Regions from separate parts of the Homo sapiens genome. Here region 1 is linked to region 2. A link is a contact called in ENCODE Hi-C data. All regions are on one chromosome and are shown on one strand. The core of a region is the stretch at or near the end of the contact, and the rest is flanking DNA. Distances in the headings are between cores, read along the strand shown.

What was found. Hi-C counts contacts between places; a loop is a spot of excess contacts on that map. Pooled maps may share reads with other maps.
Region 1: a loop to region 2 is called in a pooled map, with 4 times the contacts of the local background. The contact joins two enhancer-like sites. A Hi-C loop is called at or near these places in 1 of 168 maps with a recorded cell type or tissue (psoas muscle) and 5 of 50 pooled maps.

Annotation. Positions count from the first base shown.
Region 1 is chr2:190,977,077-190,982,578 of GRCh38, forward strand. It overlaps STAT1 (signal transducer and activator of transcription 1), which reads right to left. Exons shown (of 25, transcript NM_007315.4): 18 at 5,307-5,442; 19 at 3,544-3,593; 20 at 2,696-2,790; 21 at 1,780-1,925. Among named protein-coding and RNA genes, the nearest start is that of STAT1, 34 kb to the right of the region's middle. Within about 2 kb of position 3,040, at least 21 of the 41 ENCODE cell types and tissues checked have a DNase peak (open chromatin) inside an H3K27ac peak, as active enhancers do.
Region 2 is chr2:189,452,131-189,457,113 of GRCh38, forward strand. WDR75 (WD repeat domain 75) reads left to right here. Exons shown (of 21, transcript NM_032168.3): 5 at 3,190-3,314. Among named protein-coding and RNA genes, the nearest start is that of WDR75, 13 kb to the left of the region's middle. Within about 2 kb of position 2,046, at least 2 of the 41 ENCODE cell types and tissues checked have a DNase peak (open chromatin) inside an H3K27ac peak, as active enhancers do.

The sequences.
Region 1 (5,502 bases), core at 1,790-4,289, 1.5 Mb after region 2:
AGGACAGAGAAATAAAACACTGCAGAGTTGATGGATTTGAGTGAACCTCATAAGAACTAATCACAATCTAAGCATTATAACATATACAGTAGACTGCTTTATTTCTAAATAAATTATAATACTGTCTCAGGGAAAATAAAGGGAGGTATTATTCTCAATAACATTCTATTTGCCATTATTTGCTTAGATTTATAAATCTGGGCAAAAAAGATTTATTAAAAACCTTTAAAAGCCTGCATCTTCAATGATGTGCTGCCCATAGGCACATAAATAACTTACTACTAAGTGGATCATCTTGGCTTAAGCCACAGATTTAAATTACTAGAGATAAACTCACTTTGTTTTTCTTTTCATATTGAAAAATCTAATTTTTTATTAAAATAAATTATGATATATAGAAAACAACATTTCAAATTAAAAATGATCCTATTTGCTACATTTCCCTGTAACCCTTAACGTAATAAACCATGGTTTAATTTACTCCCGTTCTTATTCCCAGACTGAATTCAGATCCTTCTTCCTAGCTGATACAGAATCTCCCTTTGGGTGTCGACCTTCCAGAGGCCACGGTTCAGGTGTTCTGGGGAGCCTGCTGTGGAACATGAGACTATGCTGCCATCCTAACCCTTCCTGGCTGGTAGTGTCCTGCTTGACCTTTCCTGGTTGCCAAGGGTTTTCTTCATCTCTGCTTGGTCTACTATATCTGTCTCTCAGCTGGTTCAGGAAGGGAACAGGATAAGAGGAAAAGGGCAGGTTCTAATGACTACTGCCCACGCCAGACTCTCATCTCAGCCTCCCTGCTTTTTCCTCAGAAGAAAAATAGAACAAGAAAAGTATTCCAGAAAAACAAATAGAACAAGAAGAGTATTCCTGAAAAATAAACAGAACAAGAAAGAATACCGTTCCAGAAAAAAAAAATAGAAGAGTATTCCAGAAAAACAAACAGAACAAGAAGAGTATGGCAGAAAAACAAATAGAATAAGAGTATTCCAGAAAAACAGGAGAAGAGGAATATTTCAGAAAAATAAATAGAACAAGAAGAGTATTCCATTTTGTGTCTACCCACTGAAAGTATAAAAATTACTAAAACAAATCAGTTTTTCCTCCTGCCCTTCAAACAGACCAAACTCTAAACAACAGTGAAAAGTAATCAGTTGGTCTTTATGATTTTTTCATTTACGCTGTTGAGCTTCACCCTCAGAAACCTGCTTCATAACACCAAGGTTTCTGGAGTCTTTTAGCCATGGACTCATTTGATTAAATAGAAACCCCATATATGATAAAGATAAATTTGCAGCTGCTCTGTTTGAAGGCAGGGTAGAGGCTGCCACTCGTCCCAACAGGTCCTGCATCAACTCCCTGGCTGATGATGTGTATGAAGTCTTCTCCCGAAGCCTGTCTCATCTGCACACTCTACTCTGGGATGACCCTAAGAGAATGTGGATGCTTACTCCTGTGGGAAATGTGATTCCTTCCAAGAACGGGTTGCAGATTACATTGACTCACATCCTTGATCTGCAGATAACAAACCTGATGCAAAGGAAAGAATTGGCATTGTCTTTTCAAAACCATCATTTCCACAATATGTTCCAGAGAGTGAACCACAACCACAAACATTTGTGGTGGTTTATTAAATCCTATCGGGGGCTCATTTGGGGTAAGTATAAGATCTGCAATTTCATGTCCCAAACGCACTATCTGTATGAGCTGACTGGCGGCGATGAAGAGGGACTTCACACACATGGAATGGTGGGACTATGTGCTCAAACTCCCACTCACCGCCTCCGTTCTGGGACCGCTCCACCCATGTGAATGTGATGGCCCCTTCCCGGGAGCTCTCACTGAACCGCAGCAGGAAGGTCCCCGGCTGCTGGTCCTTCAACAGGGCACGCTCTCGCTCCTTGCTGATGAAGCCCATGATGCACCTGGATATCGAAGAGATGGACGGATGGGCTTTTAGTTCAATCATGATTTCCATTTTCATGCTAACTTACAAACCAAGAAAATGGCTGGAATGTGAGAAAAAAAACCTACGGTAAAAAACGTAGACTATTTTAAAATCTGTTCAGTTGACACTTAAGGAAGCATTTCACTTATACATGTATATACTAAGGTTTTAAAAAAAGCGATATGAACATGGTGTCAGTAGGATGCTACAGATGCTCAATAACACGTGTGGGATTAATGAGCCTTTTATTGTTCCTTTATTATTTTAAAGGCCATAACAATGTCTGAATGTATACATCTTTTTTACTGGAGAGGAAGACCTAGGCAATATATTTTCATATTTTAGCCCTTCTGATCAAGTTAAAGCTTCTGTTGAAATATCAGCCGATCCTGGCAATAAGTCAAGATAGAAATGATTTACCCAGTTAAAAGGGTTTTTCTTCCTTCCTAGGGGCCACATAGTAGGTGCTCAAAAAATTTTTGTTGAGTGAATGAATGCATGAATGGCACTCAAGAGTTGTTTTTTTTTTTTAATTTAGCTTTGCCAATACATATACTTGTACTAAGAAAGTGTAAGGTTAATGTTATGAGGTTCTACTCTTCTGAAGCCCTGAAGGGGCAGCCTATAAATGCGCACTCCTGTGAGATTCACACACGCCTAGTCAAATACTGAAGCTGGACTCAGGCCTTGTCTCAACCTCGCAGCACTAAAAATATGTTTCAAAATACATCTATCGGTGGCCCTTACCCATCATTCCAGAGAGGGAGCAGGTGTTTTTTAATGAGTTCTAGGATGCTTTCAATCCAAAGCCAGAAGGGAAAATTTTTATCATTTATATTTTCCTGAAAGTATACAAATGCAGACATTATGAACAAAAATCTAAAACAATGACTTACCATGGCCCCTCCCACCATCATTTGCAAAGACTCCCCAGGTGCCAAGGATGGAACTGTCCCATTCAGCACAGCAATGGGATCCCTCCCCTGGCAGGGAATATCAAGTTCCCTCCCCGCTCTTATCAGCATTCAGACCAGGAGCTCTCCAGAGCTCTCCACTTCCCTGGGCCGGGCTCTGCTTCCCTTTCCAAACAGTAGCAAGCTAGCCTGGGGGTGACCTCCAGCGTGACTCACGGAAACACAAGCTGCCCCACACTAGCAAAATCCAGCAGTGCAAGCTGGTCCGCACTGTCTGGTGACTCCAGCAGAATCTAAATGTTCCCCGCAGTGGGCCCCTCTGCTCGAGCAGGCCGTTAAACTCGTCTGGCTGGTCAGGCTGCGCCACCCAGCCCACAACATACATTTCACACAGAAATGGCTAAAACACTGCTGGGCAGGGGTCCAGCGTGAGTGAACAGAAGCCTCATTTCAGATATGAAAGAATGTTATCACTCAGGCAGGTGCTTCCTGTCAGACTCCTGCTCGGAGACCAACCTCCTGCACTGAAGAAAAGTAAACAACTTGCCCGAGGGGCTCCTTGGCCAGAGAAGAACACGCCAAAATAAGCAAACAGTTAAGTAACTATCACAGCAAGAAACATGAGAACCTCAACCAAGAGCAAAAAGGACTTAGAGAGCATAAAACCCAGACAGTCCTCACCTTACAAAACCTCGTCCACGGAATGAGACCATCGGGGCTGGCGTTAGGACCTAAACAAATAAAAACCAGATTTTTCAGCAAACAGAAACTGATTCTAAAGCTTTGGTTGGACGGATGGCTCTTGTATTTGCTCTCAAGGAAAAGAGCCAAACACCCAACAAAGATTGTATGTACACAGTTGACATTTTCGGATACCTTAATGCCAAATTAACTGAGCAATTATAATACGTGCTGTAAGAGGGCGGAATTTAAATGGTCTAAAATATGTATATGTTGGTTTGAGTTTAATGGCAGAAAGGAATGGATGGCAGATTCCTGGGCACCACGATATGAGAGTTTTTAGGGAAAGCGGAAACATCACAAAGCCTTACCATCTGCTCTCTCCCTCCCCAGCCCCCCTTTTCCCTCCCTCCTCTAAAGAGAGGACAGTCCTTTTAATGCCTCTTCATGTTACACTTCCTTCCAAGACCATCAGCTGACTTTGCCTTTTGCACTAAATCAAAGGTGTTCTGCTGGGCCTCCTAGAGAAGCCTCCCTATCCAGTGCCTCTTCCCACTGCCTTCCTCTGCTGCTCAGCAGAGCCCCCTCTCCCAAGGATCCTACAGAATTTTTTTCAAAGTTCAACCTAGGTGCCCAAGATCACCCCTAGATCTTCAATGTAACTGATACTTGACTTTACAAGTTTATTTTAGACATTATTTATGCATTTCCCTCAGCTTTCCTCCAAATAGGACATGGGCTCAGGCAGTCTGATGCAAATCAAAAACCAAGTGAGAGAAACGAGAGGAAGAAGCCCGGGGTTATTAGCTACACAAATTAAAGCAGCCTGGGCGAGAAGAGGCGGTAAGCCCATTATCGGTCTTCAAAGAGAACTACAAATGAGCCATTACAGCTAGAAAAGATATCCTTCTTAACTCTCACCAAATAAAGAAATGGAATAAGGGGATTTTGTACTTGTATTAAACAGCACAAGACCACCACTGTGACAGCTGCATATCCAAGAGAAGAAGGCACTGTTGAAAGTCACTGAGTTAGGAAGAGCCTACTGCTGTTTGGAGTAAATGCAGTGCTGCTCTACAGAAAGCAAATCTGGATACAAGTTGTCCACGGATTTTTAAAGAAATAGTTCAGATAGCCTCACTCACTGAAAGATCTGACCTTGAGACTAGTGGATCTTTGATTTGTTTAGTATGAAGGACTAATAAATGCACTGACATTAACCACTGAAAGGGAATTATCTACCACTGTCTAGACTCTGTCCAATCAGGCAAAACTGCAGATCAAAAGAGGCATCCTCTTGTGGGGACGGCATCCTCTGCTACCTGGGCCCCACCTGAGGCAAGGGCCCTGGGTTTATGCTGCAGTGGGCAAGCCCCAGGACTTTATTTCTCATCATGTCAGGGACTTCCTTTTTTCTCCCCAAGGTTAATGGTTAATAGGCCTTCATCTTTCTCATCCAGGAACTTATTTCAGCCACAAATAATATATTTTACATAATTCATAAAACTTTCCCTTGGGAATTCATCTCAGAAATCTTAATATGAGACAATGAGGAACGGATTCATTTAAATGTTATCAGGTCTATATTTCTTTCTAAGGTGACATATGATTCTCACTTAGCTATAATAAACTATAGCTTGAAAAGCTGACAGATTTTAGTACTTTTTTACCTTTAACAAAATAGCAGAGGGGAAAAGAGCAATTAGAGAGATATTTTTATGAATTTCAATTTTTATAAACATAACAAGTTAATATGCATATACCAAGAAGCTTCTCTCCCAACATGTTCAGCTGGTCCACATTGAGACCTCTTTTGGTGACAGAAGAAAACTGCCAACTCAGCACTTCTGAAAGCTGAGCCCATCGTGCACATGGTGGAGTCAGGAAGAAGGACAGATTCTAGAGAGAAAACACCCAAAATCTAAGGGTTACTACAGAGACACCAGTCACAAGTGTGGC
Region 2 (4,983 bases), core at 796-3,295:
TTAAATCTGCTTTACAAAGGTGGATAGAATTTTGTCTTTCTACTGAACTTAAATCTGTTATTAAGCATCACTATCATTTATCTATCATTGAACACTTCTCACTTTCTTAAGTCAGGGTGGAAATGGCATAGAAAATTGGTTGATATTGGCCAGGCGCAGTGGCTCACGCCTGTAATCCCAGCACTATGGGAGGCCGAGGTGGGCAGATCACAAGGTCAGGAGATCTAGACCATCCTGGCTAACACGGTGAAACCCCGTCTCTACTAAACAAAATACAAAAAATTAGCCGGGTATGGTGGCAGGCACCTGTAGTCCCAGCTACTTGGGAGGCTGAGGCAGGAGAATGGCGTGAATCCAGAAGGTGGAGCTTGCAGTGAGCTGAGATGGCGCCACTGCACTCCAGCCTGGGTGAGACTCTGTCTCCAAAAAAAAAAAAAAAATTGGTTGATATTAAGAACCAATAATGTGACTAAGTTATTATTAATTACATTTTCACTGTCTTTAGAACATTGGTCCATTGAAACTGCTGTGCATCAGCATTTTAGGAATTCCTAGAATATTGTCAGTGATTAGAAATAATTGTCCCTTACCATAGAGTTTGATAAAACAGAACACTGACATGAGGACACATCTATAGAAATTTTCTGATCCCCACATTCAGGAATGCCACTGTATGCTATGGTGTCCTCCATAAAATACAGTTGTGTTCAGAATGAAGAATATGAAGCAGCTTTAAGATGATAGTGGGGCCGGGCATGATGGCTGACAACTGTAATCCCAGTGCTTTGGGAGGCCAGGGCAGGAGGATTGCTTGAGGTCAGGAGTTTGAGACCAGCCTAGGCAACATATACCATGGCCCTGTCTCTAAAAAGACAAAAAGAAAGAAAAGTAAGTTAGATGTGGTGGCTACAGTCCTAGCTACTCAGGAGGCTGAGGTGGGAGGATCACTAAACCACCTCCAAAGGACATTTCAAAAAATGTTCTGGAGATGGCAACGTTCTTAAAAATAATTAAGTCATCTTGCCAGATGACTGCTTCAAACATAGCACTCTTTTTGATATTTAAGTTCGGTTTCGTATGTTGAATACGTGGATTTCTGATAACAGTTCACATGTTTACGAAAAATTCAGGTTCCTAATCTTCCTGACAGGTGGTTGATCACTAGGTTTGGGATGTACTTTAGGAATCTGCATTTTTAATATCGTCCCAGGTGATTCTGCTCATCACTCGTATTTGGTAACAACTTCCTGTACTCACTCCATGATTCCTCACTTGGAAAAGTAGTTGCCAATAGCTGCTAGCAAAACTTTTTACCCATGATTCTAAACACTGACTACACATAAGAATCACATGAAGAACTTAATAAGATTCTGTGTGCTGGGGCCTAGTTTACTGAAAAATTTCTCAGTTGTGTCTAATATGCAAGACAGGATGGAAAACGACTGATCTAAAGTAAAGATCTTGTGTTGTAATCTAAATTCTTCTCATAATGAGATCTATTATTAATCTTCAGTACTTGGCATATAATGGGCACCCAGCATAAGAAAATCTGGATAGCTGCTACATAAAAATGTCAGTCAGGCTTGAAAAGATCCCCTGTGCTAGCTGGCTTGCTTACTGCACCACTGGCCTCTCATACTCAAATACAAAAACATATATTATACATATATGTGTACCCTTTTTGTGTTATCTATGTTCCACAGCCCAAAACCAGACTCTCTGATAGAAAATTGAATAAATCATGTTGCAGTTACTTCTCTGGTTTAAAAACAAATTAGCCTTTCATTTACGTGTTATTTTTGATGGTATTATTTCTTGACTATGTGTCATATAGTCATTCAACACCTAATTGAGCACCCACCGTGTGCTAAATACTGTTATGATTGCACAAAACAAAACACTTCTAAGTCCCAGTAGTAAACTGACTGGATTAGTTAATATGATACAGTAAGATGAAAGGTGGTCTAGAGAAAAATAAAGCAGGGGAGGGAAATGAGCAACATAGGAGGAGTAAATACTAAATGAGAGGAAGAAGGGCTGTGCAGCTGTGTTGGAGAAGGGAGGCCGGTGGAAGTGAGCCAGTGGAGAATAGATTATATTTAGCATCGTAGGCTATTGGAAGGACTTTTGCTTTTACTCTGAGTAAAAAGAATACCCTTAAGGAGATATTTTTTAAAGGGATATAAAGAGAAGAATGTGTCAGTATTACAGAAAAGGAGATTTTACCCTAATATTATGGCAGGCCCATCATAGCATTTCTGAAAACTCTCAGATGATTTGTTGCTTTTAGCTACTCAGCTGACCAACATTCATATTCTTTTTCCATTTTAAAACCCAGCTTAATACTTTGGAATGTAAAATGCACCAGTAAGATACAAGTTGATTTGTATTTCTTTTGTTTTTTTTTTTGAAACAGAGTCTTGCTCTGTCGCCCAGGCTGGAGTGCAGTGGCACAGTCTCGGCTCACTGCAACCTCCACCTCCCGGGTTCACGCCATTCTCCTGCCTCAGCCTCCCGAGTAGCTGGGACTACAGGCGCCCACCACCACGCCTGGCTAATTTTTTGTATTTTTTTAGTAGAGACAGGGTTTCACCGTGTTAGCCAGGATGGTCTCGATCTCCTGACCTTGTGATCCACCCGCCTCGGCCTCCCAGATTTGTATTTCTATATATTTGGGGCATTTATGTACATGAGTTATGGAATTAGACTTCCATTTAAAACTTGCTCATTCAAACAAAGAGTCCACCTTTAAGGTATGTTTTGTTCAAGATTAGCCTAGAATTATTATCTTGCATCAAATAAATTCTAGAGTACTGATTAGCAGTTTCATAGGGCCAGGCACAGTGCCTCACACCTATAATAGCAATTTGGGAGGCAAGATGGGTGGATCACTTGAGGTCAGGAGTTCGAGACCAGCCTGGCCAACATGGTGGAACCCCATCGCCACTAAAAATACAAAAATTAGCCAGGCTTGATGTCACATGCCTGTAGTCCCAGCTACTCAGGAGGCTGAGGCAAGAGAATTGCTTGAACCTGGGAGGCAGAGGTTGCAGTGAGCCGAGATCACGCCACTGCACTCCAGCCTGGGCGACAGAGCAAGACTTTGCCTCAAAAAAAAAAGAATAAATTCCTTACACATGTTTGCTCTCTCTAGAGAAGCTTTATATTAATATAGCTTTCTTTGGCTAGATATATTTCAGCTGGTTTCAGTGAAACTGCCAAAATCCTCAAGCCAGGAAGTAGAAGCCAAGGAGCTGTCCTTTGTTTTGGATTACATAAACCAGTCACCCAAGTGCATTGCCTTTGGAAACGAGGTAAATTTTGTTTTGTTCGTTTTCTGTTTTGTACCTAAAATTTCTTTCCTGCAATCTCTCTTCTGAGCATTTTATGTTACAGTGATTTTATATTCCCTTGAATTACTATATTTGTATTAGTAACTAAGAAGCCTCTTCATTGCTTTAGCATGTATTTATGGTATAGATTTTTTTAGGACTATCCTTATTTTTGTGTGTTCTGTCCTATTGCCTTTGTAAACTCTCTTAGACTATGTGTCTTTAGAAATTATGGCCTCCCATATGTTAATTAATTAATGTTTATAATTAATATGCCCATTATAGAAAATTTGGAAACTACAGAAAAATATAATGAGGAAATAAAACCTATAATCTCACCAGTGATAATTGAAGAATCTCTTTCTAGGCTTTTTTCTTAACATTCATAAAATAACTTTTCCCGAAAAGAATTAAGATCAGAAGTCTTTTCATCTTTTTTTTCACTTAACATTGCAGCATGTGTGTATACTAACATGTTTTTCATAAATTATAACTGATGTTTTTATACTGTGATTTCTTCAGCCATTCCCTGTTAACAGTTACTTTACTATTTTAAAATCAAATGCTATGAAAAGCCTCCGGACATCACTGTAGCGGCATGCTTCTTTAGTCTTAAGTTTTATAGCATTATTTTGGCATTATTCTGAAAAGAGTTAATTTCTCAGAGTAAACTTCTTTAACATCATTAATGTCAGCATTCTTCAGCATTGTTAGTCATCAAATAAATACTAATTAAAACCGTAGCAACATACCACTTTAGGTCCACTAGAATAGCTAATGTTGACAGGATATAGAGCAAAGTTAAATACATTTACCTAGCGATTCCATTCCTACATAAAGAGATGAAAACATAACCACAAAATGATGTGTACAAGAGTGATTATTCATAGTAGCTCCAAAATGTAAATTAACCCAAATATTCATCAGCAAGAGAATAAACAAATGTGATATGCATACAATGGAGTGCCGCTCAGCAATAAAAAGGAGCTAATGACACACATGAGAACGTAGATTAAATTCAAAAAGATGATGGATGATGTTGAGCCACAGAGGACAAGCAGAAAAGAGTGTATATTTTACCATTCCATGAATGTGAAATTCTACAACCGGCAGAGAAATAAGCTATGGTGATCGAAACAGATAGGTGGGATGGAAACATTGAGGAATGACTGTAAAGAGGGAGGAGGGGGCATTTCTGAGGAAGGAAATGTTCTAGATCCTGATTGTGGCAGTGGTTATATAGATGTACATGTATATCAAACATTGCATTTTAGTGTATATAAGTTATTCCTAATTCTAGTCATTGTACTTTAAGCTTGAGAGTCTAGTTTTAGGATTTAGGACCTAAGTTCATCTTTTAATTTTCTGTCATTGTTTCAATAGTATGATTATTCTTTCTATAGCCAAAGTGGAATATATCATATTAATATACTCTTATCAGCTGAACAAAGTTACTGTTAACTTTTGTGGGGGAGTGTTTCTTTTTAAACAGTGTTGGGCCGGGCGCAGTGGCTCACTCCTGTAATCCCAGCACTTTGGGAGGCCGAGGCAGGCGGATCACCTGAGGTCAGGAGTACGAGACCAGCCTGGCCAACATGGTGAAACCCATCTCTACTAGAAATACAAAAATTAGCCAGGCGTGGTGGTAGGT